Regions from separate parts of the Homo sapiens genome. Here all the other regions are linked to region 1. A link is a loop called in an ENCODE intact Hi-C map of the cell type or tissue named here. Cell type or tissue: ascending aorta. All regions are shown on one strand.

Evidence for each region. Hi-C counts contacts between places; a loop is a spot of excess contacts. Peaks named below come from ENCODE experiments on the same cell type or tissue, not always from the same donor. Only the 100,000 strongest peaks of a DNase experiment are listed, where the experiment ranks them.
Region 2: it touches region 1 in a loop (9-fold over the local background); 58 of 110 quality-filtered maps call a loop at or near these places.
Region 3: a loop joins it to region 1, with 6 times the contacts of the local background. A loop is called at or near these places in 11 of 110 quality-filtered maps.
Region 4: it touches region 1 in a loop (4-fold over the local background); 54 of 110 quality-filtered maps call a loop at or near these places.
Region 5: it touches region 1 in a loop (14-fold over the local background); 58 of 110 quality-filtered maps call a loop at or near these places.
Region 6: it touches region 1 in a loop (4-fold over the local background); 46 of 110 quality-filtered maps call a loop at or near these places.
Region 7: a loop joins it to region 1, with 7 times the contacts of the local background. A loop is called at or near these places in 71 of 110 quality-filtered maps.

The regions. Positions count from the first base shown.
Region 1 is chr21:34,744,134-34,748,133 of GRCh38, forward strand. It overlaps LINC01426 (long intergenic non-protein coding RNA 1426), which reads left to right and starts at 1,692. Exons shown (of 3, transcript NR_038885.1): 1 at 1,692-1,883. RefSeq lists enhancers at 1,571-2,072, 2,073-2,572, 2,779-3,073. In ascending aorta, a CTCF peak has its summit at 1,540; DNase peaks (open chromatin) are centred at 1,588 and 1,925.
Region 2 is chr21:35,401,271-35,405,270 of GRCh38, forward strand. All of the region lies in intron 2 of LOC100506403 (a long non-coding RNA gene), which reads right to left. Among named protein-coding and RNA genes, the nearest start is that of MIR802, 320 kb to the right of the region's middle. In ascending aorta, no CTCF peak of the experiment used is centred here; no DNase peak of the experiment used is centred here.
Region 3 is chr21:34,691,091-34,695,090 of GRCh38, forward strand. All of the region lies in intron 1 of CLIC6 (chloride intracellular channel 6), which reads left to right. Among named protein-coding and RNA genes, the nearest start is that of CLIC6, 24 kb to the left of the region's middle. In ascending aorta, a CTCF peak has its summit at 2,330 (motif pointing right); no DNase peak of the experiment used is centred here.
Region 4 is chr21:35,938,619-35,942,618 of GRCh38, forward strand. No RefSeq gene overlaps it. Among named protein-coding and RNA genes, the nearest start is that of LINC01436, 65 kb to the right of the region's middle. In ascending aorta, a CTCF peak has its summit at 1,880; a DNase peak (open chromatin) is centred at 1,873.
Region 5 is chr21:36,026,711-36,030,710 of GRCh38, forward strand. No RefSeq gene overlaps it. Among named protein-coding and RNA genes, the nearest start is that of LINC01436, 23 kb to the left of the region's middle. In ascending aorta, a CTCF peak has its summit at 1,940 (motif pointing left); a DNase peak (open chromatin) is centred at 1,931.
Region 6 is chr21:34,888,596-34,892,595 of GRCh38, forward strand. All of the region lies in intron 3 of RUNX1 (RUNX family transcription factor 1), which reads right to left. Among named protein-coding and RNA genes, the nearest start is that of RUNX1-AS1, 54 kb to the left of the region's middle. RefSeq lists silencers at 1-632, 933-1,732. In ascending aorta, CTCF peaks have their summits at 28 and 1,621 (motif pointing right); DNase peaks (open chromatin) are centred at 166, 816, 1,226, 1,636 and 2 weaker places; H3K4me3 peaks cover 3,243 bases; H3K27ac peaks cover 2,511 bases; H3K27me3 peaks cover 1,882 bases.
Region 7 is chr21:35,838,621-35,842,620 of GRCh38, forward strand. No RefSeq gene overlaps it. Among named protein-coding and RNA genes, the nearest start is that of MIR802, 120 kb to the left of the region's middle. In ascending aorta, a CTCF peak has its summit at 1,781 (motif pointing left); a DNase peak (open chromatin) is centred at 1,771.

The DNA of each region.
Region 1 (4,000 bases):
ACTGGCCCACAGGAGGAGCTGCCTTCTTGAACTGTCACCCTGAAGCCAACCAAAGTCTGGGCAACGCCAGCTCCAGTGACTGCCGCTCCATCTCCTAGGCAATTTGCATCGCTGTTTCTGTTTGTTAGGCCTTGACCATTCCTTTGTTGTCATCCTGCGCTTCCCTGGCCATAGGCCTTTTCCCAGCCCCACCACGGCATGCCCACCTGTGCTTGGGGAGGGGCGGAGGAAGGAGCCCCAGCCAGCCATGTCCCTGTTTCGTGCTCCAGTGACCACTGCTATGAGGACTTTCCCACTGGCTCAGGCTCAGTTAGTCGAGCTGGTGTGCCCCGCTCTTAGCTGTTCCCCAACTCTCCTAGAGTGTGCTAATTCTGACCCAGCTCTCCCAGGTGGAGGATGCTTTTCAAACATGTCCTTGGGAACCTCTGCAGACCCATTCCCAGCCCATTCTCCATGATTCCAGGCCTGGCCAGGTTGAAAACTTCTGTAAATTAAAACTCAAATAAAGAGAGTATAGCTTGGGCATACCTTTTGCACATGCATATATATGTATGTGTGTGCATGTGTGTGTGTGCATGTATGTGTGTGCATGTATGTGTGTGCATGTGTTGGGATTTTTTATTTTTTAAATTTATATTTATTAAAAAAATTTTTTTTGAAACAAGGTCTTCTTCTGTCTCCCAGGCTGGGCTGCAGTGGTGTGATTATGGCTGACTGCAGCCTCAAACTCCTGGGATCAAGCAACCCTCCCACCTCAGCCTCCCAGAGCACTGGGATTACAGGTTTGAGCCACTGCACCTGGCCTATTTAAAAAGTTTGTCTAGAGCAAAAAGTCCCTAGACCTGCCAGTCCAGGGCACTAAATCACAAGAACACCAAGGCCAAACAGGCTTGAAGTCTCCAGGCTCCTCACTGGCAAACTCTACTTCCTGATCCCTTAGTGGGTTGAGGTGCCAACAGCCCCCTGGGGAGGAGGGGGTTGCATTATGGCCGTGGAGAGACTCTGAGCCTTATCAACGGTGTGGGGATGACACCCTTTTCGGAGCACTTTGTGAGGCTTTGTGCCATGCTGGGCGCTTGGCGTCAGAGACAAATAGAATCAATAACTGTGCAAAAAAAGTTGCCAGATAATTTATCCCATTGGCACCGAGCCTAGAATTATAATCAGATCTTGACTTCTTCAAAGCCTTCTTGCTTTGGATTTTCCAAATCGAAAATAAATATTGGGGGCAATTACCTTTCCTTAGTTCTCTGATGTATGAAGGGGAGTTTTCATCTATTAATTTAAGAACCCTCTCATTTCATTCGGAAGGTATTAGCCCATGGAACTTGTTAACTTAATATCAACACAGTCTGTCTAGGTTTTGACTGAAAAGAGAAAGGGGTTGTTATGCTCTAGGTTAATATTTTCCTCTCTTTAAGAAGTCTTGGGTATGCCAGACACTTCTCGGACAAAAACAGCTGTTTTCTTCCCATTGCTGAACGCATTGTTTGTGCGAGTTCACTTACTTGCTATACTCAGAATATCCTCCAGGAGTCAGCAAATCCCAACCTCTGGACGTGGCTCAGGGCCGCCCTGCCCATTGCTGAGCTGATTTGGAATTTGGGCCTGAGAGAGGAAGTGATTATTGGATGACAGGCTGCCTCCTAGGGGGCTTCTCTGGGCTTGCCATGAAAGCACTTCCGGAGGAAAAGCAGAGCTCCATCAGTCTCTTTTGGAGAGCTGTGAACGTGACCAGACCTATTAATTACTTAACTGAGGTGCTGAACTTTGAAAATGAAAGTTCCGGTGGGGAGTTCTGTCCTTTCCAGCCTGGGGAGCTCTGTCAGGGCTCTCCTGAGCGTCTCTTTCAGCTTATCAAGCTCGCTCGGGGACCGTCTCTGGTAAGTACAGGCAACCCCTCCAGCCAACCCCTCCACCCTGTGGGCCGGGGAAGTGTCTCATCGTTGAATCCACTTGCAGGCACTTCCTTGATCTCAAGCCCCACCACGCTGCCCCCAGAGTCCCAGCGAGTGGCTCAGTCACACTGGTGCGTGCCTCTCACCCGCTCTGACCTCGTCATGGGGTCCCCGAGGTGCTGGTTCATGCAAGGCTCTGTGCCTAACCAAGCTAAACACGGTGGGGCTGGGAGCAGAGGCTCACACCTGTAATCCCAGCACTTTGGGAGGCCAAGGCAGGTGGATCACCTGAGGTCAGGAGTTTGAGACCAGCCTGACCAACATGGTAAAACCCCGACTCTACTGAAAATACAAAAATTAGCCAGGCGTGACATCATGCGCCTGTAATCCCAGCTACTCGGGAGGCTGAGGCAGGAGAATCGCTTGAACCTGGGAGGCGGATGTTGTGGTGAGCCAAGGTCGTGCCACTGTACTCCAGCCTGGGTGACAGAGGGAGACTCCATCTCAAAAATAAATAAATAAACAAACTGGTACAGTGCCCTAGTGGCTTTGTGGCTCTGGCTGGGGGAGGAGGGTGGGTTGCATAACTGAGCAGCACCTCCAAGCACGATACCAACACTGCCCAGGGCCTGGCAGAGTCTACAGCTGGTCCTTATCCATGAAACTGGGGGTGAGGGGACGGGGACTGGCGGGGGGACAAATCACCTGCACAAGTGGAACAAAGATACAGGAGATAATGACAGCAAATGGAACGTAGAGTTGATGCGTTCATTGACAAAGAATTTCACACCCTGCATTATCTCACTTGAGCCCCATGAAGAGCCTGTGAGGTGGCTAGGGATGTGGAAGGAGTAGATAGGAGAGGCACAGAACAGGGGAAGGAAGGAGTGGGGCTGGGAGTGAGGACCAGGAAGGCAGAGCTGGCCCCTGGACAGGAAGAAAGCCCAACTGCCTCCCTCCCTCCCATCTGCCCTCCTGCCTGCCCTTTTCCAATAAGATGGAAATGCTGAAGGGGTTAAAAAGACAGCATTCTAAAAGCTGAGATCCTAAAATTGTGACCTCCCCTGTGATCTTAGCCTTCGTGTCAACAGCATTGAAAATGAACCTTGGTCGGGCACGGTGGCTCACGCCTGTGATCCCAGCACTTTGGGAGGCCGAGGCGAGTGGATCACCTGAGGTCAGGAGTTCAAGGCCAGCCTGGCCAACATGGTGAAACTCTGTCTCTACTTAAAAAAAAAAAAAATTGCCGGGCATGGTGGTGGATACCTGTAATCCCAGCTACTTGGGAGGCTGAGGCAGGATAATTCCTTGAACCCAGGAGGCAGAGGTTGCAGTGAGCTAAGATTGTGCCACTGCACTCCAGCCTGGGCAACAAGAGTGAAACTCTGTCTCAAAAAAAAAAAAAAAGGCAAAAAGAAAATGAACCCCTGGGAAAGTAGGCCTTGACCACTCTGCTGCTCTTATGGAGTTCATTCTTGGAGATGTCGTGAATAGATCTCCTTTGCATCCAGATGGAAGAGCAACAGGAACATTATTAAGAAACTAAAAATTCTAGATTCATTGGAAAAGGCTTTGAGAGAGAAGGGACAGGGAAACCCCTAATTCCACCTCCCTGAAAACAGTGTGTTTTCCTCTCCTACACCAGGGCCGTGTGTCTTTCTGTCTACGTGGCCCAGCCACATTTGTAGCCCGTGGCCTGATGGAGCTCTGATGAGTCAGTTTCATGTCATTTTTTTTTTTTTTTTTCAGAGAGAGAGTCTCACTCTGTCACCCAGGCTGGAGTGCAGTGGCATGATCTCGGCTCACTGCAACCTCCGCCTCCTGGGTTCAAGTGATTCTCCTGCCACAGCCCCTTGAGTAGTTGACGTTACAGGCACCCACCACCGCACCCAGATACTTTTCGTATTTTTAGTGGAGACGCTGTTTCACCATGTTGGCCAGTTGGTCTCGAACTCCTGACCTCAAGTGATCTGCCTGCCTTGGCCTCCCTATGTGCTGGGTTATAGGCGTAAGCCACTGTGCCCTGCTTCATGTCATTTTTAAAGAGCCCACACAACTCCTGTAGCTGCATTACGACAACCTCAACGGCAAGACCTCGACGT
Region 2 (4,000 bases), 660 kb after region 1:
CAGCTCACTGCAGCCCCAAACTACTGGGCTCAAGAGATCCTCTTGCCTTGGCCTCTCAAAATGCTGGGATTACAGGCATGAGCCACTGTGCCCAGCCAATGATAACTCTTGATTTTCTTTTCTTGTTGATTAAATAGCACCAACCACTAAACTTTAACCAGCTGGGTCAAGTAATCAATAATATTTGTGTTTTTAGCAGGGAAATGACTAACATGTAGCTCTAGGCAGTTGACACAGTCTTCTTGGGTATCTCTACCTCCTGCCTACCCTCCCTATCCACAATGCCACCATATTTGACAGCTTCAATGACTTCTCCATCGAGCCTCTCTGGTTCTAGTCTCATTCCCCCACCCCAACATCACCGACTCCTCCTCTAAGCTGCTTCCAGAGCGGTTTTCCAAGATGCAAATCTGGTGACATCATTCCTTCGTTTGAAATTCTTCAGCAGCTCCTCATCCCCCATCAAAGGAACCTCAGATCTTTATCATGGAATATGTGACCTTCTGAGATTTTACCTTCCTTTCCAGAGTCCTTTCCCACCAATCCTTCATCAGCCTAATCAATACTAGCAGTGGGGTGGAAGGAAGATGAGAACTGGTATAGCAGGAATGCTAAGAGAAAGCATCTTTCACTTGAATATTAAAATATTCAAGGGAGAATGAAGTTTTAAAGAGTCTTTTTGAGTCCATTAACAAAGTTAATAGAACAGAAGAACATTAGATATATGAAAAGTCCATCCATGGTGTTGTGAATCCATCCTATGTACTAGAACCACAGGAGGCAGCTGCCTGGCACGTCTTTCAGAATTTTTCAGGACATAGTAAAATTATCTTCATCCTTTTGGTAGCTTCTATTTAAAACACAACTTCAAAGGTCTAATATGACTAACTTCATTTAACAAATCTCTAAACAAGGAAAATAAGGTTTGCAGTACCCTTTTGCAATGGAGAAGTATACAGAAAGATCAAAGTATTTCCAAAAGTATTATGGAGAATTATTTATGTCTTCTAAAAGATTATATCCCTGTGCAGTTTCCTATGATAAGGACCTGGATTAACTTTGTTCTACAAAGAAAGAAAGCCTGATGTATTATATGCTTTTCCACTGCCTCCTTAAGTGGAGCCAAAGAACAAAGCATTTTCCAGGAGGAATGAAGTTGTATCTGTCCTCAGAGCTGCCTAGAGATCAAAAGAATCTTTCTAGCAGTTTTATTGGAAATTTCAGAGGCCCTTAACTAATATTTAGCTTCATAAATGATGGGTGTTACAGGGTGGGAAAAAATTCCCACTTGTAAACTAATGGGTGGTTGTCAATCATAATTTTTGAAAAATGTTACTTAACTCAAATAAATATATTTCTGATTTCTCCTTGTTAGTATGATGGTTTTCAGTTTGTTTACAGGTAATCTCTCAAACCATTGCTTATTTCTTATCTGCCCAAAGGTAAATAAATTGTGGTAAAGCAGCATTCTATTTTTCAGATGGGAAAAACGTACAAATGAAACTCTGTGAGCCTATTCAACTCCTGGGGCTGCTATAACAAAGGTCCACAAACAGAGTGCCTTAAACAACAGACATTTGTTGTCGTCGAGTTCTGAAGGCTCCAAGTCCACCATCAAGGTGTCAGCAGGGTTGGTTCCCTCTAAGGCTGCGAGGGAGAATCAGTTGCAGCCTCTCCCTGGCTTCTGGGGATGCTGGTGATCCTTGTTCCTTGGCATCACCCCATCTCCACCTTCGTCTTCTCATGGCACTCCGTGTGTGTGTGTGTGTGTGTGTGTGTGTGTGTGTGTGTGTGTGTGAAAATTTCTCCTTTTTATAAAGACGCCAGATTAGGGCCCACCATAGTGACCTCATCTTAACAAATTACTCCTGCAACCACCGTATTTTCAAATGAGGTCACATTCTGGGACTCTAGGGGTTAGGACTTCAGCATGTGAATGTCGGGGAGACATAATTCAATCATAACATTCAGGTAACCATGTTTAAGGCCATGCCTAATTTTAAAAAATCAAGAATAATCGGTTGCAGCTGATGATTCCTCGTGTGACTCTTGCCTCCTTTAGTTCTTAGAGGCCCATTTAGTCTGGGGTCATCCTGAAAACTGGTGCCAGGCAAGGGAGTCTGCAGCCACAGGAGTCTAACCGCACAGGGCTGCTTTATCTGGACAGTTCATGACACTGGGGCCTGATGCTTCCTGGACCTGCTCCTTCAATGGCGTTGGCTCACATGCTGGGGCCACCATCGTCCCCTGGTGAGGTCGGCCGGCAATTTCTTCCCACAGAGTAGCTGGCAGCATCCTGTCCCAGCCCTGCCTCATTATCAGTCCTGGTCTCCTGGCCTGCAGGTCTTTGTTCAAACTCAAAAAGATGCTTGAACCAGGTGACTATACACTCACATCAAATACACAGAGAAAAATATTTTGAAGAGTAATGTTACAAAATGTGTAATTCCTAAAGTATACACGTGTCCTTATTAATTGGCATGGTTTTGATCATCTCCACATTATTTTTCCAGGTATCCTCCCAACTTGATCGTATAAACCTCAACGTATTGGAGTTCTGAGCATGCCAGTGTCCTTTCTTCCCTGGAGAGACATTTCTGGCTCTTCCCTAAATGCAACAAGACCCTGTAACTCTACAGAGTTTTTCTTATTAAACTAGGATACGTGCCAGCTGCACTTGCTACTCCACTAATAGCCACTTGAGTCCCTTTTAGCAACTATGTGATGATCAAGGAGTCAGGAGTCACTATCTCACCTCCTCCTATTTCTTCTCGGCCTGTTGGGGTGGCCTGATCTGCCCCGGACTTTCCCATTTCAGCACTGGTGTCCACGTTCTGAGACCCCTCGGTCAGGCACACCTGGACAGTCCCCCTCCTGTTAATTTACTTTCTTATATTTGAATCAACACAGCCCAAATATTATTGGCTTGTAGTTAAGCAGAATTTAAACAGATCCTATCCCTAAAACAAGCAAAAAAAGTGAAGTACACGGAAAATTAGTTACCCCTTCCTCATAATTTTTCTGGAATAATAGGGCATCAGTAATACTCCTAACAGGTAGTTTCACCCTACCTGGGCCTTGCTGGAGCTCCAGTCCTGATTCTGCAGCCGTCTTCTACACATCTCTGTTTGTGTATGCCATAGCCCTGCTCAAACCCAGGCTGTTTCAACAGCCCCAAACCTCCTGAGCTCTCTTTGTTTCCACCCGGAGCTCACCTCTTTTCTTCCTGCTCTCAGTAAAAAGGCAGTTTCCTTTCTTTTCTCCTTCTCAGTCAGCAAATCATGCTGATTCTTCCTCTCTTAATAACAATAACTTAGTTTATGTGATGCTTCCTGGGTTTACAAAGGGCTCTTGTAACCATTCAGTATTAGATCTTCATCGTGACTTAGTGCAGTGAGGTGGTGAATGAGAATTACCTTTATTTTCAGATACAAAGACCAACTCAGCAACACCAAGGCTGGTCAAACTCACATCATTAAGTACTAAGTAGTAAATACTGGCTCTTGAATGTGGGTCCCCTTTCCTACGCTGTTTCTTCTTTTTGAAAGACTCTGATGTTCTCTGTGTGTGTGTGTTTTCTCACTGCTGACACCCTAGACGAAGCTGTCACCACCCGCCACCCAGATCATTTGGCCCTCACTGGATTTCCTGGCTGGAGAGTATCTTCCTCCAGCAATCCTATATACTAGAACCACAAACCATGGGTCCCCATCATATCCCCTCTGTTATAAACCTCAGTCTCTCATCACCACACACAGGAGGAAGTCTTCAATCCCTTTCTGGTGACCAAATGCTTTCAAACCCTGCCCCACTTCTGTTTGGCTTTACCACTCGGACCTTCAAGTATGGACTCCCAATCCAGCCCACCACTGCAGTCTCCAGGAGTGCCACGCATCCTCAACCGCACGTCTTTGCTCTCCTTTTGCTGGGACAGTCCATGTTCCTTCTCTGAACAATCCAAGACCTTTTATTTCAACTCATGCATGGCTCCACCTTAAGG
Region 3 (4,000 bases), 53 kb before region 1:
GGTATCCTAAAGCTCTCTCTCTAAATTGCTAACTTCTACAGGGAGGTATTGTATGTCTTTGCTCACTGACATAGAACTTTCAAGGTTAGCAAATAAATTTTCCATGAACTAGGAACCCTTTAACTTGTAAAGATTCAGAGACTACAAGGAAATGCAAAACTGGAATCTAACAGTTAAAACTGGAGAAGTCACTCCTCTGAACATATTGATAGTTCTAATAAAATGTTGTGATTTCCCTAAATGCCACACTTTTTTTTTGATTCTGACCCTGATTTCCCTTCTCTTGAAGCTTAAAGCCAAGTTTTCTGATTTAATACATAATATGATTTTTATGCACTCCTGGTTGATTCTTTTGTCTGCTTTCACCAATGCAAAATGTCAGGCTGGCTTAAGTGTAAAGCTTGTGAAACCCGAAGTTTTGGTTTAGTAATACAGGCTTTCCTTTCAATCTCTGTGGCCAGGAAAAAAAAAAAGGGAGTGTCGGGGAAAACTAGCAGGTTGATACAGATGAGGTTTCTTAAACATGAGGATATAGGGCAAGGTTTACCAAATTTGCATTTAAATGAAAAATACCATCCCACTCTACCATTGATCTGGTGTTTGGTCCTACAGCACATTGTGCAATTGCCTTGCTCCTTTACAAGCAATTTTGTTTGTGCTGAGAGCCGTTCATTTGCGTGCTTTTTTTGTTGAAATTGTTCCATTAAGGAAGGCAACTGCAGGAGAAACTGATGATGTAATTGACTACAGGTGGCTCTTGTTCTTTTTGCCCTTTAAAATGAAGCAAAACTTTTCAATGAACGTGTCATCCATGAGATCTATTGAGAACTTTAATTTAGCAATCCAAATCTTCTTAGTATTTTAGGTTGCTATTTTTTTCAGTATTCCAGGTGACTTAATTTTAACATTTGAATACTAGGATACTTTATGGTAACAATGACCAGCTGTAGTCACTAAGACAGTTTCTCAAAACTGCCTCAAACTTTTTAGAAAGAGATCTGACAAGCATGTCTTTACAAAATGTAATTTATTAAGACAAGAGTGCTCATTTAGCTTTGCCACTTCTTCAGCCACCTCTGAGAAGGTGTCACCGTTGAGAAGGTATAGAAAAGTTATGAAAACGAACACCTTCACTTTGTGTATAAGGAAATGGACAGATAGTGTCAACTCATGGGGAGGTTAGAGGTCACTGGAGCTGGTGCCCCCTTTTAGTTTGGCCTGAGGGAAGATGACCACATATGTAGCTTGACGGACTGTGGCTTTTTTCTAGACAATCCTCTGTGATTCAGACTTTCATGAAAGGCTGGTGGGGGCATTTGTAGATAGGTGGATTCTCCCAGATCTCGCAAATCATACCACATAGATGATCACCTGCTTTCTACCTGACTGCAAAGCCTCTGATTTCTGGAGTCTTTTAAAAGGAAGTGTTCTAAAATCTATATTGGCTCTAAACCTGATCTCATAATAATTCCCTTAAGAACCCTTAAGATATTTCTGTTTACTCACTAGTTTCAGTGTAAACAAAAAGTACTATACAATTCCCAGCTCCCAGCTGCAGAGAAGTTTCATATATTGGTCATTGAAACTGACCTGAGTATGTTTGAAGGACTGGACTTTTTTCATTGTTAATAGATTGCTCTAGGCCTTTGGCCTCTTTAAAACTTAAAAACATTATAAGGAAAGAGGAAGAGAAGGCAGGTGCCTCCCCGGACCCCCACCTCCAGGGAGCTGTGCATTTCTAAAGAACTTTGCAGAAGAGCTGGGGAATTCTGAACCAGTTGAGAAAGCTGAGTCTGAACACTTTTAGAGATAATTAGAATTTCTTTTTCTTGGTCTGCTCTGCCAGCATATGGGGTGACCCTACTCTCCCACCACTGGACTTCCTCCCCAGCCCCACCCCTTGTTCTTTAATGAGAGTCGAGAAATAATTTACCAATCGTAAATTGCTGTTTTCCTAACATAAGGCAAAGTATGCACCATCTAGCTGCTGACCTCAAATCAAGATGCATTTTTAAAAGCACACTGTTCAGGTCCTAATTCTGTTTGAGGTGCCTAGACAAAAAGACATTGCCTTCTTCCGGTGATTCTTTTGTGAAGTCTAGGAGGTCTGTCAGGGGTTAGAAAGACCAGCTTGTCCTAGTTTTTCCAGGACTTTCCTGGTTTTAAAACTGAAAATCCTGTGTAGCAGGGAATCACTGAGTCCCAGGGAAATCTAGATGGTTTAGTCCCCCACTAGGGGCTAAAAACTAACTTGTAGCATTTTCCCACAAAACCTAATTAGGAATGGAGACCGTAAAAGGGAAAGTGATAAATGAGTGCATCTCTTGACCACTAGGGGGCACCAATGGCCTCCAGAAGTTGTTTCCCTACCTTGACGTTTGAGGGTAGGTTCTAAAAACCATAGTAAGGAACCAAGATTTAAAAAGGCAAAATGTCATGGGTAGTCCCTTCATCCTCTTGTGGTGATGATCCAGGTCTGTGCCCTGTTAGATTTTTGGCTAGAGGGACCTCAAATCACTCTTGCCAAGTTGAAAAATTGGCGAAAAATAACCATGTGAAGCCAAATAGAAAGTTCCATTTGGAGCTTGTCCATTAGAAGCTGTGGCCCCAAAGGTGATGTGAAGGAACAAGCAGGCCTGCCCACAGTTCAGGTCGAAACAGTTACTATAGTTCACAAGTCGACGTAGAGGAGTTGTGGTCTTGCCTTGTGACAGGGTTTGGATCTGTGTCCCTGCCCAAATCTGACAGCGAATTGTGATCCCCAGTGCTGGAGGAGGGGCCTGATGGCGGGTGATTGGATCATGGAGAGAACTCCCCCCTTGCTGTTCTCTTCATAATGAGTTCTTATGAGATCTGTTGTTGTTGTTGTTGTTGTTGTTGTTTTCTTTTTTTTTTTTTTTTTGACGGAGTCTTGCTCTGTCGCCCAGGCTGGAGTGCAGTGGCACGATCTCGGCTCACTGCAAGCTCCGCCTCCTGGGTTCACGTCATTCTCCTGCCTCAGCCTCCCAAGTAGCTGGGGACTACAGCACCACCACGCCTGGTTAATTTTTTTTTTTTTTTTTGTATTTTTAGTAGAGGCGGGGTTTCACTGTGTTAGCCAGGATGGTCTTCATCTCATTACCTCATGATCCTCCTGCCTCAGCCTCCGAAAGTGTTGGGATTATAGGCGTGAGCCATCGCGCCCGGCCAAGATCTGGTTATTTTTTTGTTTCTCTTTTTTATTTTTGAGACAGGGTCTCGCTCTGTTGCCCAGGCTGAAGTGCGGTAGTAGAGCAGTGTGATCTCAGCTCACTGCCGCCTTGACCTCCTGGGCTCAAGCAATCCTCCAGTCTCAGCTTCCCAAGTAGCTGAGACCACAAGTGCATGCCACCATGCCCAGCTATTTTTTGTTTGTATTTTTTTGTAGTGACAAGTTTTCACCATGTTGCCCAGGCTGAAATCTGGTTGTTTAAAACTGTGTGGCACCTCCTCCTTTGCTCTCTTCCTCCTTCTCCAGCCATGTAGGATGTGCCTGCTTCCCCTTCACCTTCTGCCATGATTGTAAGTTTCCTGAGGCCTCCCCAGCCATGCTTCCTGTACAGCCTGCAGAGCCATGAGCCAATTAAACATCTTTTCTTTATAAATTACCCCATCTCAGGTAGTTCTGTGTAGCAATGTGAGAATGGACTAATACACCTTGGTTGTTAGAGGTTTGGTGCAGGGATTCTCACTTTTTCTCCATGGCATCCATGGCCATCATGCAAGTCTTTGGAAAATGAGCAGAGTGGCTCTATGCAGGAAGTTTCTGAAATAGGCTAAGTACTACCTGCTTCAGGGTTTCCTCCCTCTGCAAGTTGATGAGTAGTTGACCTGCTGAACTGTGCTGGGGAAAAGTTGAGGATTCCCATGTGGAAATTCAGCTGTATTCATTTTCTATCATTGCCATAACAAATTACACCACAAGCTTGGTGGCTTTGAATAACTCCAATTTATTAACTCACAGTTCTGTTGATCAGAAACT
Region 4 (4,000 bases), 1.2 Mb after region 1:
GTAGGCGGGCCTCATCCCATCAGTCAATGCCCTGAATAGACAAAAAGACCAACCCTCTCCCAAGGAAGAGAGGACTCCTCCTGCCTGACAGCCTTTAAACTATTGTCTTCAATGTTGAATAGAAACATTGGCTTTTCCTTTCTCAATGGCATGGTCACAGACACACTTTCAAACCACTACATTGTGATTCTTTTATTAGAATGGGAATAAAATGTGTCCTTCCTGGTGAAAGAACATAGTTACAAGGGCCATGCCAAAAACACTTCCTTGAGATCCCCAATTGCAAATCAGGTAAACCTCACATGTGTCACCTGCATTAAACCCACCAGTGATTGGAGGAGAGTGTCACAGTGAGCAATGGATGTCTTTAGAAACACACAGGCGGCCTCTCACGGATGTCTCCAAGTGATAGAAGATGCTATAAATATACACGAGGGTATGAAAAAGCAGCCTTTGCTGACAGAAACCCTCAGGGTTAAGCTGTCAGAAAATAAATGATACTGGTATAAGGCAAGGAGAACTTGTTTGCAAAACAGAACAACCTGAGTTTTCCACCTCTGACATGGACTTATCTAAAAAGATGCTACATGAGAAATACTTCCGAGAATTCTGATAGTATCCTAATTTCAGAGACCCTTGATCCAGCCATGAGTTTATAACCAGAAGGGTGAAGAACTCTTCCTGAGAAAGGTTGCATTTTGCTTCTATGTCAAGAAGCCATTCGTCCTCCCTTTAATTCCAATTACAGAAATTCATGCTAAGAAATGAAACAGAGATGTGAGAACAATGCATCTGTAACAGTGTTTATTTCAGCATCATTTCTGAAAGAAAATTTGAAACAATATCTAAGTGTCCATTGATAGAGAAATGATTAAATATTAATATTAAATGATTAAATATGATTAAAAATGCAGCATAGGCAAAAGGTAGAATAGTATGTTGCTGTCAAAAATCAGTTTTTGAAGAGTAATGATCTGGAATACAGTATGTTCATTACATAATATAACGTTAAAAGGAGGATGTAAAGTTATACATTCAACATGATTTCAGTTTGATCTCTAAAATGGTAAGAATTCTTGTTTTCATAATACTTTTCTGTATTTTCCAAATTTTCTACAATGGAAATCCATGACTTTTATAATCAGGGGGAAAATTATTATTCAAAGAAATGGATTTGTCCCAAAGAAAACTCCCCCTTTTCAGTGACAGTATGGTTCCAATAGCCCAGCACATGGATAAGAGAAGTGACTACAATAAAGATTACCATGATCCCAACCTCTAAAACATTCTCTCTCCGTGCCTCCTCAGCAAGGTATCCTCCTGCTAAAGGCAGTGTCTACACCCGTAGGGGGAATACTATTACAGACACTCTAGAGAACCAGGCCAACAGTGACTTTTCAGTTACATTGACGGCTCAAAGTTTGACCACAAAGCAGCATTAGCAGAGTGGGTTCTGTCTATTCAACAACAGATGATCCTGCCTCCCAATTATCACAGATAAGCCATTCAGCAAATGCACCATCAACCCAAACAATACTTGCAGGGTTCTAGCACTCTGTGCGATGAGTATTCAGGCGAACGGCTAAAGTTCGTGTCTGGCTAATTTTAAAATGTGCTGACTATAAAATTTTCCCAGTATTGCCAGTATAGGGAAGAGCACCTCTCTAATTAAAACAGCTCCTCTGTTCTCTGTTTCTTCTTTCAATGACTTAACATTACCATCGCCAGCTTTGTCTTAGGTGTACAACAGTCTAGAGTACTTGTAACTGATGCCCAGTGAAAGGGCAAAACTGAGCCGTTCAAATGCTTCACAGCCTGAGCGGTTGTGTCTGCGTGCATTAATGAGCATGCATAGTAATGGAGATTTAGCGTGGATACAGAGGGACATCTAGTGACCAGCTAAGTAAAAAACACAGTGCAGCCTGCAAACTACATGGAGGCGGCCATGGATCCTTCACCTAAAGTTGTGCTTTATTTGATGAATAAGTATTGAACATCTATTATGTCCAAGGCACTGCACTAAATTTAGGGGTTACAAAGAACAAGACAAAAATCCTTCCATGAGAGACAGGATTTTCCATAATTTAAAGCTGATGGAAAAACATCTCCTTAAGTAATGAGTAATTTTTCTGTTGTCTCTATTTATGAAAGGCAAAACGAAATTTCACACTCAAAAGAGAACATCCCTCAAAGGAAACCCAAATTATTTGCTTTCCTATTGTAAGATAATTTTCCAAAAGCACTAGAAATAAAGTAATATTCTATGTCAGCAATTCCAAACTTGCAATACATGCAACAAGTTTTTTCTTTGATTTGTGTAACAATTTCCCATATTTCTTCCCGAACCCAAAGGGATGAGTATTATAGAACAGTGCTCTCAAAATAAATTAAAACAAACTTAGCCCTGATAATTTTAGAAATTAACTTTATCCTACTCTTTAAGTTAATCAGTCCCAACATTAGGCTCACAAACTAACCAAAAGTAAATACAAAACTGGAAAATGCTGAATTCAAGCCCCAAAACTACTATCAAAGACACGAAAGCAGGAACTTTTCTCACCTAACATCCAAAGGAATCTGTGTGTGTGTGTGTGTGTGTGTGTGGTGTGTGTGTGTGTTTTAATCCTTTACTCCCCACCACCACTAAAAAAATATTAATATGTGAAAGTTTTGGAATGTATTTTATTTTGAATATCATAATGTTTTGCATACATAAAATGGCACATTGCAAACCACACTATCATGCACTTCTTTTCTGTTATAAGAGGAGGAAAACAATTAAATATTGCTGTACATGGAGCACGTCAAGAAGTTTGTGAGCAATCCTAGAGAGGGTCGAGTGCCTTTCTTCTGGGAAGAGCCAGTGACAACCCAAATCACCGGGTCATGTAAGACCCATGAAAGTAAAAGCAACTCAACTCAGAGTTTATTTTATTTGAGGTTTTTGGTGAATAAGAAATACAGGATATTGCCGTTATCTTCAAAGTGAAGACTAAGCAACATTAAATTATTCAGTAAACGCAGTAAGTAAAAATAAGCTCCAGTTCTACCTTATATACATTTCAGAAAAAGACGCTATGATGAGGGTGGTAATCAGGATAAAACAGAGACCATGAGACCAACGTGGACCTTACCATGAGCCACATGCCCTGAAGGTAGACTGGCTATCTTTGGGAAAATCTCAACTCTTCAGATTAAAAGGGTGAATGAATATTTCCAGGATTTTTAAATTAAATGTGTTTAGCTATGGCCATTGATGCCTTTTTGTCCTCATTCATTTTCTTCCCAACCTTTAGGGTTACTCCTGCAGCCCTCTCTAAGCTGCATTGGCCTCTCTCACCCCAGCAGCCCTGTAGCAAACCCCACAGTCCCATGCTGGCCAGAGGAAGGCAAGGGGGCTCAGCCCATAAAACTTCATGACTGTCTCAGCTCTGCCTCTTTCCTTCTGGCCTTTTCTATAGTCATGGCTCTCAAATAGCTCACCTGTCACCATCTCCTTCCGACAGTGTCTTCCAGATGGCTTTGAATACCAGTACCAGGCCAGGCTGAGCCCACAAAGGGCACCAACCAGATAGGCCACTGAGATGGGGCCGGGGTCAGACCTATTGGATCCATGCATGCTGTATACACATTGGTGTGCACACACACACACAGCATGAGCAAGCACGAACACACACACCCCAACTTACCTCCTCATTACACATTATACGCCTGCATGCACACACATACACCCCTACTTACTTACTTCCTCATTATACATCACACATCTGCACACACACACAACCACTACTTACTTCCTCATTACACATCATACACCTGCGTGCACACACACACAAACTTACCTCATTACACATCACACATTTGCACACACACACATCCCTACTTACCTCATTACACATCACACATTTGCACACATACACATCCCTACTTACCTCCTCATTACACATATCTGCACACACACACACACACCACTACTTACCTCATTACACGTCACACATCT
Region 5 (4,000 bases), 1.3 Mb after region 1:
TATTTTTAGTAGAGACGGGGTTTCTCCACATTGGTCAGGCTGGTCTCGAACTCCTGACCTCAGGTGATCTGCCTGCCTCAGCCTCCCAAAGTGCTGGGATTACAGGCATGAGCCACCTCGCCTGGCTTACTCTTTTTTTTTTTTTTTTTTTTTTTGAGGCAAAGTCTTGCTCTGGCGCCCAGACTGCAGTACAGCGGCATGATCTAGGCTCACTACAACCTGGGCCTTCCAGATTCAAGTGATTCTCATGCCTTGGCCTCCTGAGTAGCTAGCATTACAGGCATGTGCCACCAAGCCTGGCTAATTTTTGTATTTTTTCAGTAGAGATGGGGTTTTGCTGTGTTGGCCAGGCTGATCTGGAACTCCTGGCCTCAAGTGATACGCCCACCTCAGCCTCCCAAAGTGCTGGAATTACAGGCATGAGTCACCATGCTTGGCCCCAACCTGAGTTCTCTTAAATAATATCTGCATTCCATATACATAATCACCATCACCAGTGAGGCAACTCCAATCAGATAAACAGTAATGTATACCTTTCTCTACTCCTCCAATTAAAAAAAAAAAAACCTTCAATATAGTGATATTGAATATTGGCCTCATCGAGGTCTTGGTAGCACTCTGTAGATCAACATGCCAAAGAGAAAACAAACTTCCACTCAACACAAAGCCAGAATGTGTATCAATAGCACGGGGCTGGGGAGGAGAAGGGTATCAGGAGGGAGAAAAGCATTATAGCAGCTTCCCGGTTCACAAGTTGAATTTGTCTACACATAAGACCAGATGACAGAGCTTCTGATAAAGTCCAGCTGACCAAAGAAATCATTTCAAGTGAGGCCATCAGCGTCAAGTCATCATGTGATGTTGTACTGAGTCAGTCCACATCACCAGCCATTTGGGGATCTACAGTGTCTCAGTATCCTGTGGACAGAGAAGCTCAAGCGCACCCTGATGGTTTTTTTCACTCTACCTTGAGGCCCCAACCTCTGATCAGTCATGCACCTCTAACAAAGATGGGCCAGGCCTCCCCTCGGTCAGCAGAAATGGATTCTTTCCACCTCACCACAAAATACTTCACGTTATTCTAGAAACACCTGGCAGATGAGAAGCTAGGAGTCACAGGATCCGTCCCTCTGTTTGTGTGGGTGGTCAGTTTCAACTCCTTAAAAGCCATCCTTCTGGCCAGGCACAGTGGTTCACACCTGTAATCCCAGCAACTTCCTAGCACTTTGGGAGTCCGAGGCAGGTGGATCACCTGAGGCCTGGAGTTCGAGACCAGCCCCATCTCTACTAAAAATAAAAAAATCAGCCAGGCATGGTGGTGCATGCCTGTAAGTCCAGCTCTTGGCGCATGCCTGTAATTCCAGCTACTCGGAGGCTGAGGCAGGAGAATTGCTTGAACCTGGGGTGCAGAGGTTGCAGTGAGCAGAGATCGCCCCATTGCACTCCAGCCTGAGCAACAAGAGTGAAACTCTGTCTCAAAAAAAAAAAATCCTTCTTTTGGCCTGCCTGAAACAGCCTGAGTCTACCTGCTATCAATTAGGATAGAAATTGAAACCTGCTACCCGGTGTGAAAAGTTCTCTCCTTCTCAAAAGTAAGGGCTAAATATATGCCTTTATTTGTGGCTCCTCTGTGGGCAGAGCCAGGATGGTTCCTGCACGGTCTCACCCCCTCCTCCTCTCGCCATTACATCTGAGCCACCACTGCCCTCTCCAGCCCCTGCCCCACCTGGCCAGGTCCCTTCCCGAGCAGCTATCACCTTGAAGTGGTGTTTATCCGCCCAAAGGAGAATGTGAACGTTGGCATTTTCTTCCAGGGGAAACACGGAGAGTTGCTTCTGCCTTGTTTGGATGCTACTAATATTTGGGAAAACCACTCTCTGCTGCCTGACTTGACCGAGCCGCAGTACCCAGGTCAGCTCGGCGGTCCTCTTGCGCCATCTAGTGTACGAAAGGTGGAAGTGGCTCAAGCACGTTGCAAAGTCCCACAGGGATTCCAAGATCCACCTGGTACTTACCAAGCATCAGCCCAAACACTCTGGACACGGAGAGGTGTGGCGCCTTTTAAAGGAGACACGTGGAATTAAATTTGCTAATCACTTCTCGTGGACTGGGCGGGCACTCCAACTGTATTTACTGAGCCAAATGATAAAGAGTTGATCTCTGGATTCATCTGTACTCAACATGAAGTGGTACTATTTAAAAGATCATTTAGGCAGCATGAACTTGTGTAGTATAAGAATTGACACTTGGCCAGGCGTGGTGGCTCCCGCCTATAATTCCAGCACTTTGGGAGGCCAAGGCGGGTGGATTGCCTGAGTTCAGGAGTTCGAAACCAGCCTGGGCAACACGGTGAAACCCCCATCTCTACTAAATACAAAAAATTAGCTGGGTGTGGCAGCATGCACCTGTAATCGCAGCTACTCAGGAGGCTGAGGCAGGAGAATTGCTTGAACCCGGGAGGTGGAGGTTGCAATGAGCCGAGATCACGCCATTGCACTCCAGCCTGGGCAACAGAGCAAGACTCTATCTCCAAAAAAATTAAAAAAAAAAAAAAGAAAAGAATTGACACTCTTCAGCTTGCCTCCCACACCTCTGAAAACCAGAAAGTTCCAGCTGGGAAAAGGTAAGGCAGCTTGCTCCCATATCCCAGAGGTTCAGAAAGGGAACTTTGGTGAACATCAGTCATGTGGGAGCTTTAAATCTCCACTGCCCCGGCACACCTCAGGCCAACTAGTTCAGACCCCTGCAGTGGGAACCCGGCCTCAGAATTTTTTAAAGCTCCGCATGTGATTCCAGTGAACAGCAAAGCCGCCAACCACTGCTACAGCCTTTACCATCAGAGGCTTGGAAGGCAAAGACGTCCAGTGACACAGGTCTCAGACATGGCACGAGAAGCACAGGTCTACGCTGCCTGTCCCAAACACAGTCGCCTTAGACCCAACCTGCTTCCTCTGTGACATCCCAAACTCTCTCTTATCTGTCAACAGTTTAGTCTCCCTTTGTGATTATCACAGTAAAAACTGGAATTGTTGACTGTCCCAAGCATTACTGAGTGGGGTCTTTGCCGTTCTGGTCTTGGCCCTATCTTCTGAATCTGGGCATTAGGAAGAGATTTCAGGGTTCTGAGCAGTTTCTATGGCACCGAGACAATGCTTTCAACTGCAACAGGAGAGCCTCTCCCCTGAGACGAATTCCACGGAAACGAGAAAAGGCCTGCTTTGGGCTCACTCACCCCTTCTCAGCCCTCTAATAACAGCTATGCCCTGTATGAGATATGAGCTGTCAGTGTGATGAGAAGCGGGCTGTAAAACTGAAATGGGACCATTTGAGGCGAGGCTGCAGCGAGAGAGACTGGCTCACTCTGCCCTGCAGCAGGGCCAGGGAGTGGAGTTGCCTGGTTCCTCCAGAACAGCCTGCAAGGTGAAGTAGTCACTCGGCCTTTCACAAAGCAAAACCAGACAACATAAACTGCTTGAAGGTGGCGGGTCCCCTCCCTTACCCTAGACTGCCTAACTTAGGAGGCAGAAACAGGTATCACTCACACATCAGAGGCAGGAACTCAGACACCAGACACTGCTGGCTTCTAATCCCTGCCACGTGATGTGGGAGAAGTCAGTTGACCCGTCTATGCCTCAGTGTCTTCAACTCTAACAAAAGATGGAATACCTGCCTCATAGAGCTATTGTGACAATTAGATGAGAAAGAGGGATATCCCACCGGGTACCAGGAGGACACAGTGGCTCTAAGTCCCACTCCACCTTTTTTTTTTTTTTTTTTTTTTACAGTCAGGGTCTCACTTGTCGCAGGTGGGCGACAACCATTTGAGCCAGTGGCATGCAGGGGTAAAAGAATTTACCAAGACAGCTGTAGGTAAAGAAAGGCAGATTTACGCGAGGAAGAATGAAAACACGTTGTTAGGAGGCAACGGGCAGATCAGCGGAGGAGGAGCTGACTGCCAGAGACAAAGGCTCCTGGAGATTTTATAGGATGGTTTCGGCTA
Region 6 (4,000 bases), 140 kb after region 1:
AAAGAAGTGCCTGGCGGCGCAGGGCCGGGCAGCGTGGTGCCCTGGCTGGGTCCGGCCGCGGGGCGCCCGTCCCGCCCGCGCCCGCTGGCTCTATGAATGAGAGTGCCTGGAAATGAACGTGCTTTTACTGTAAGCCCGGCCGGAGGAATTCCATTCCCTCAGCTCGTTTGCATAGGGGCGGCCGGCGGCCAATCACAGGCCTTTCCGGTATCAGCCAGGGCGCGGCTCGCCGCCGCCGGCTCCTGGAATTGGCCCGCGCGCCCCCGCCGCCGCGCCGCGCGCTACTGTACGCAGCCCGGGCGGGGAGTCGGAGGCCACCCCCGCGCCCCGCATCCAAGCCTGCATGCTGGCCCGGGGCCCCGCCCGCGTGCGGACCCCTTTCCGCAGCCACACGCAGGCTTGTGCGGCTCCGCGAGTGGCCACGGTCCGGAGACCTGGAAAAAGAAAGCAGGCCCCGCCGGCCCGAGGAGGACCCGGCCGGCGCGCCGCACCCGGAGAGGCCCGGCCCCGCGAGCCGCTGCAGGCAGGCGCAGTGGCCGCCACGAGGCTCCCGAACCGGGCTGCAGCCCGCGGACGGCCCCAGATCCTGCGCGGCCGCCCAGGGCCAGGCCTCCGCTTCCAGGGCGGGGGTGCGATTTGGCCGCGGGGCCCGGGGGAGCCACTCCGCGCTCCTGCACCGTCCGGCTGGCAGCTGCGGCGAAGCGGCGCTGATTCCTTGCATGAGGCCGGACGGCGTCCGCGCGTGCCGTTTGCTCTCAGCGTCTTCCCTTGGGTCGGTTTCTGTAATGGGTGTTTTTTACCGCTGCGCCCGGGCCGCGGCTCGATCCCTCCGCGCGTCTCACTTGCTGCGTGCGTCAGCGGCCAGCGAAGAGTTTCCTAGTCAGGAAAGACCCCAAGAACGCGCGGCTGGAAGGAAAGTTGAAAGCAGCCACGCGGCTTGCTCCCGGGCCTTGTAGCGCCGGCACCCGCAGCAGCCGGACAGCCTGCCCGGGCCCCGCGTCTCCCCTCCGGCTCCCCGGAAGCGGCCCCCGCTCCTCTCCCCGCCCCCGTGCGCTCGAGCGGCCCCAGGTGCGGAACCCACCCCGGCTTCGCGTGCGGGCGGCCGCTTCCCCCTGCGCCGGTCCCCGCGGTGCTGCGGGCATTTTCGCGGAGCTCGGAGGGCCCCGCCCCCGGTCCGGCGTGCGCTGCCAACTCCGACCCCGCCCGGCGGGGCTCCCTCCCAGCGGAGGCTGCTCCCGTCACCATGAGTCCCTCCACGCCCTCCCTGCCGGGCCCTGCACCTCCCGGGGCCTCTCATCCACCCCGGGGCTGCAACCCAGTCCCCGGATCCCGGCCCCGTTCCACCGCGGGCTGCTTTGTGGTCCCCGCGGAGCCCCTCAATTAAGCTCCCCGGCGCGGGGGTCCCTCGCCGACCTCACGGGGCCCCTGACGCCCGCTCCTCCCTCCCCCAGGGCTAGGGTGCTGTGGCCGCTGCCGCGCAGGGACTGTCCCCGGGCGTTGCCGCGGGCCCGGACGCAGGAGGGGGCCGGGGTTGACTGGCGTGGAGGCCTTTCCCGGGCGGGCCCGGACTGCGCGGAGCTGTCGGGACGCGCCGCGGGCTCTGGCGGACGCCAGGGGGCAGCAGCCGCCCTCCCTGGACGCCGCGCGCAGTCCCCGGAGCTCCCGGAACGCCCCCGACGGCGCGGGGCTGTGCGGCCCGCCTCGTGGCCTTCGGGTCGCCCGGGAAGAACTAGCGTTCGAGGATAAAAGACAGGAAGCCGCCCCAGAGCCCACTTGAGCTGGAACGGCCAAGGCGCGTTTCCGAGGTTCCAATATAGAGTCGCAGCCGGCCAGGTGGGGACTCTCGGACCAGGCCTCCCCGCTGTGCGGCCCGGTCGGGGTCTCTTCCCGAAGCCCCTGTTCCTGGGGCTTGACTCGGGCCGCTCTTGGCTATCTGTGCTTCAGGAGCCCGGGCTTCCGGGGGGCTAAGGCGGGCGGCCCGCGGCCTCAACCCTCTCCGCCTCCGCTCCCCCTGGGCACTGCCAGCACCCGAGTTCAGTTTTGTTTTAATGGACCTGGGGTCTCGGAAAGAAAACTTACTACATTTTTCTTTTAAAATGATTTTTTTAAGCCTAATTCCAGTTGTAAATCCCCCCCTCCCCCCGCCCAAACGTCCACTTTCTAACTCTGTCCCTGAGAAGAGTGCATCGCGCGCGCCCGCCCGCCCGCAGGGGCCGCAGCGCCTTTGCCTGCGGGTTCGGACGCGGCCCGCTCTAGAGGCAAGTTCTGGGCAAGGGAAACCTTTTCGCCTGGTCTCCAATGCATTTCCCCGAGATCCCACCCAGGGCTCCTGGGGCCACCCCCACGTGCATCCCCCGGAACCCCCGAGATGCGGGAGGGAGCACGAGGGTGTGGCGGCTCCAAAAGTAGGCTTTTGACTCCAGGGGAAATAGCAGACTCGGGTGATTTGCCCCTCGGAAAGGTCCAGGGAGGCTCCTCTGGGTCTCGGGCCGCTTGCCTAAAACCCTAAACCCCGCGACGGGGGCTGCGAGTCGGACTCGGGCTGCGGTCTCCCAGGAGGGAGTCAAGTTCCTTTATCGAGTAAGGAAAGTTGGTCCCAGCCTTGCATGCACCGAGTTTAGCCGTCAGAGGCAGCGTCGTGGGAGCTGCTCAGCTAGGAGTTTCAACCGATAAACCCCGAGTTTGAAGCCCGACAAAAAGCTGATAGCAATCACAGCTTTTGCTCCTTGACTCGATGGGATCGCGGGACATTTGGGTTTCCCCGGAGCGGCGCAGGCTGTTAACTGCGCAGCGCGGTGCCCTCTTGAAAAGAAGAAACAGACCAACCTCTGCCCTTCCTTACTGAGGATCTAAAATGAATGGAAAGAGGCAGGGGCTCCGGGGAAAGGGAACCCCTTAGTCGGCCGGGCATTTTACGGAGCCTGCACTTTCAAGGACAGCCACAGCGTGTACGAAGTGAGGAATTCCTTTCCACCAAGAGCGCTCATTTTAGCGACAATACAGAATTCCCCTTCCTTTGCCTAAGGGAGAAAGGAAAGGAAACATTACCAGGTTCATTCCCAGTGTTTCCCTGGAGTAATGCTAGAATTTACTTTTGTCATAATGCAAAATTAAAAAAAAAAAAAATACAACGAAGCGATACGTTGGGCGGATGCTACGTGACAGATTTTTCCAAATTTTGTTGCGGGGAGAGGGAGGGAGGAGAATTGAAAACGGCTCACAACAGGAATGAAATGTACATTTCTGCAGTGGATTTAAAAAGTACTGCTTGGTTAGTTGGAAGAAAAATAATTTCATTGGAAAACAGTAACAGTGCATTGACGTTTTTCTTCTACAACTTTAGGTAAAGAACTATAGGTGGTCTCAGAAGATAACTAAATCTTTTACCTTTTTGCTCTTTCAAAAGCCTCCCCAAAATATGCATAAAGATGGGATTAGAATCTCAACAATTCTCTTAAAATTACCCTTTGCGAGCAATATATTTCCAAAATCACATTTGTAAAAATGCAGTACGTCTAAAAGAATTATTTCTATTTTAAATGACCATTTACATTTTAAAAAATAGAATGTATCTTGCTATGGTTTGGAACCAAATAGCTGCAGTTTGTATTGATGTCACAGGGATGGAAAACAATTTTGATGAAGAGTAACATGTATGTACAAATCACCTGCCATACACACTATCCAGTTTTGAACATTGGAATTTAATTAAACATTTTTTTCTTCTGAAGTGGCTTTGAGATTACTTCACTTTTCAAATCTAATTACTATGAGAGGGGGGAGGAGAGCCCTTAGTTCTTCCATTACATCCTTCCTCCATCTGAATGTTTCTGTGGGATGCTATGGTTAATGTGTGATGATTTCACTTTCACTTCATAAACCCATTGTGTACCTCACAAGTAGCAAGCTGAGGACATTTTAAAATTAATCTTTTTAAAATTTAGGAATGCTTAGTAAACATTTTACTCTCATAAAAATCTTGCATTACCACTGCTATAAC
Region 7 (4,000 bases), 1.1 Mb after region 1:
ATCATATTGTCTGAGGACACCTGGGCCACTTGGACCTCTGCAGAACATCATCGTGGTGATGACACTTGTAAACCAGACCCAATGAACAAGAAGTGGCAAGTGTGCTGGGACCTTTGTAAGTCAGACTCATAAAATAAATAAAGAGGCAGGAAAAGTTCTATGAAGCTTCAGGGGCCTGCCACATTAGTACACTTTTAAAAGTCCAGGATCTGCAGCATGCCAGGATAACTTGGCCAAAGTAAAGAATAAATTCTACATTTTACTCCCCTAAAACAAAGAATGTAACACAACACTCTTTGGATTCTGGAAATATTAATTCCACAATTGGGAATATTGATCACACCCACATGGCAAGGGACCCAAAAGGCTGCCAGTTTTGAATAGGAACCAAAACAGCAAAAGGTCCAGGCTGCAAGGCGACTGGCCCCACAGCTTGGCCAAAGGACCCAGCAGTTGCTAAGGCATTAGAGGTAGTGGTGACGGAAAAAGATACCCTGTCGTGTCTGGCAATCCACATTGGCAAATCACAACTCAGACACTTAAGAGTTCTAGAGCAACACTGTGCCAACTATAGCAAGAACGATATAACTTTGGAAAGAACAGCTCCTAGCATGCTGTTGGGCCCTGGAAGACATGGCATATCTGACCACGGGACACCAAGTATCAGCCATTCATGATGAGCCAGGTCCTGTCACACCCACAAAGCCACACAGCTGGGCAAGTGCAGCAGTAATTGATGGAAAGATGGAAACGGTATATCCTCATCAAGGGCATAGCAAGCTATGCAAGCAGGTAGCTCAGACCCCATATTATTCATCATTATTGCATCAGTGCCTCTCTTGAGCTCACACCTATGGCCACATGGGAGGTCCCTTATGACCAGCCCATGGAGGAGGAAAATACCCAAGATTAAATCAGTAAGTCAGAGTATCATTGACCCATAAGTCAGCTGAGTTTGAGGATACAAGCCAAAAATAGCCAGTGACCGCAGTACTGCCTCATTCAGGAGCTGGCCTTGAATGACAGTGGAGAGAAGAAATCCAGGGGACAGAGCTTTGGACTATGCACACTACATACTGAAGGGGAATTGGAAATTGCTAGTATGTAAATATTATTAGCTTCACACACTTTGATTGAACTTGGGTAGACAACAATATCCCCAAATCTAGCTGAGCCTTAGAATCAACTGAGAAGCTGTTGAAGAATGTGCATACCTAAGCCCTACCCCAAAGTGACTCAAATAGATGCTCCAGGTATAGAGCTCAGAAACTGACATCTTAAATAAGATCCTTAAGTGATTCTGATTTTGCTGGTCCTTGGACTGGTACTAGGAAACATTTGTCTAAGCGATTAGCAATGCCATAACAAAAACAAAAACATTAATAATAAACGCAAACACATATAACATTATGTGCTTAATATATACTTACCTTTAAATTCTCACAACCACTCCAGGAGGTATGTATTATTATTAATCCCATTGCAGATGAGAAAATTGAAGTTAAGTGACTTACCCAAGGTTACAGAGTAAGTGAATGACAGAGCCAGTGTTTTAAATTAGTCTTACTCTAGAGTCTTTCTGCTTAACCATAATGCCATAGTGGAAAAGGCAGTCAATAAAGGAGAAGGGAGCTGAAAAATCTGTAATCCAAAAAGCACATACAGTATATAGGGCCAATTTCTGCATTTACCTAAAATGAAGACAAAGTGTTTTTCCAAATAATTTAACTTCAACAGCTGAATCTGTTTACAATAGCATGTGAGCACCACCTAGTGGCTCTGTAGGGCTGCTTGAATAGTAAGTGCTCTCTAAGTACAATCAGCTCAACAGAAAAGTTATTAAAATTTAGTAGATGCAAGTTTCCAATTCCAGAAAGACAAATTCTATGACTTCAAAAATGTTTAAAAACATAGTGAGACTATACAAATTAGGGAAAAGATCAAAACAGGTGAAGTCAAAAATAGCAATAGAACTGATTACATATTAAGGTTTGTTTTTTTTAGTGAAAATACAATAAAACATGAAAGACAAAAAGCCATATGCAAATCATTTTTAAGTTTAAATTCTGATAATGAATTTACTTCAGGTATACACTAAAAACTTTTTTTTTTTTTTTTAGATAGGGTCTCGCTCTGTTGCCCAGGCTGGAGTCTAGTGGCGCAATCTTGATTCACTGCAACCTCTAAAGTGATTCTTGTGCCTCAGCCTCCCGAGTAGCTGGGACTGCAGATGTGCACCACCATGCCCAGCTAATTTTTTTTTTTTTTTTTTTGTAGAGATGGGGTTTCACCAAGTTGCCCAGGCTGGTCTCAAACTCCCGGGCTAAAGTAATCCACCTGCCCCAGCCTCCCAAGGTGCTGGTAAAAACCTTTTGACTCATCACCTTTTCTAGGAGTGATCCTAATTCAGCATCTTCTTCCTGCCCAGGCATTAAGACACCATCTGCTCCTGCCTCTCTCCCAGGAGACCTCAAAGCAACCTAACGAGATAAAAAGGGCTGGAGATTTACAGGTCCACTTCCTGTCTTCTCTTCTTCTCTGATGTCTGTGAGGTTCATTTTCTCTCAAGATCTATTGAATCCAAATATACAGAGCCAAGGCAGGGCAACCTCAGTGACAGGCAGCATCAGTTCTGAGTACACACCATGGGGGCCAATCTGGGAGGTGAGAAGCAAAGGCTGGAAAGAAAGTAGCAAGGTCCAGGAGCAAGAGACGATGTTGAGGTCCCAAGAATCTAATTCAGAGCCAACGCCAGGACACAGCAGAGTGAGAAGACAGAGTGTGGTTCCATGAACAGAGCCTGGCCTCCATAGCCTCTGGTGAGGTGATCTTTCCAGGGCCTAGAAAGCATCAGCATTTCCTGGGTTTTTTTTGTTTTTTTTTTTTTTGAGACAGGGTCTCACTCTGTCTCCCAGGCTGGAGTACAGTGGCGCAGTCTCAGCTCACTACAGCCTCTCCCTCCTGAGTTCAAGCCATTCTACTGCCTCAGCCTCTCAAGTGGCTGGGACCACAGAGACACCCCACCATGTCTGGCTAATTTTTGTATTTTTAGTAGAGACAGGGTTTTGCCATGTTGGCCAGGCTGGTCTTGAACTCCTGATCTCAGGTGATCCATCTGCTTCTGCCTCCCAAAGTGCTGGGATTACAGGCGTGAGCCACTGCACCCGGCCATCAGCGTTTCTTAAAACGCCTACTCAAACTGATATGGTTTGGCTGTGTCCCCACCCAAATCTCATCTTGAATTGTAGCTCCCATAATACCCACGTGTGGAGGGAGGGACTTGGTAGGAAGAAATTGAATCATGGGGGCAGGATTTTCCTGCTCTGTTCTTGCAGTAGTGAAAAAGTCTCACGAGATTTGACAGTTTTATAAAGGGCAGTTCTTATGAGATCTGATGGTTTTATAAAGGGCAGTTCCCCTGCACACGCTCTCTTGCCTGCCACCATGTAAGAAGTCCCTTTGCCCTTCCTTCGTCTTCCACCATGCTTGTGAGGCCTCCCCAGCCCTGTGAAACTGAGTCTATTAAACCTCTTTCTCTTTATAAATTACCCAGTCTCGGGTATTTCTTCATAGCAGTATGAAGATGGGCTAATATATCAGCATTAAGCAGAAGAAAAGCTCTTCCGCAGGATTTACATGTGGATGAACCTCGAAAACACGACGCTAAGTGAAAGAAGTTGGATACAAAAAGCTACACGTTGTATGGTTCCATTTGTATGAGCTATTCATAAATCCACAAAGACAGAAAACAGACTGGTGCCTGTAGAAGCTGAGGGGGAGGAGGGAATGGGGAGAAATTGCTTGATGGGTCTGGGGCTTTACTTTGGAGTGATGGAAATGTTTCAAACTAGACAGAAGTGTTGGCCATACAACATTGTGAATGCAACCAATGCCACTAGTTTGTTCATTTTAAGATGGTTAATTGTATGTTATTTGAATTTCACCTTAATAAATATGTGTGTGTGTGTGTGTGTGTGTGTGTGTGTGTGTGTGTGTGTGT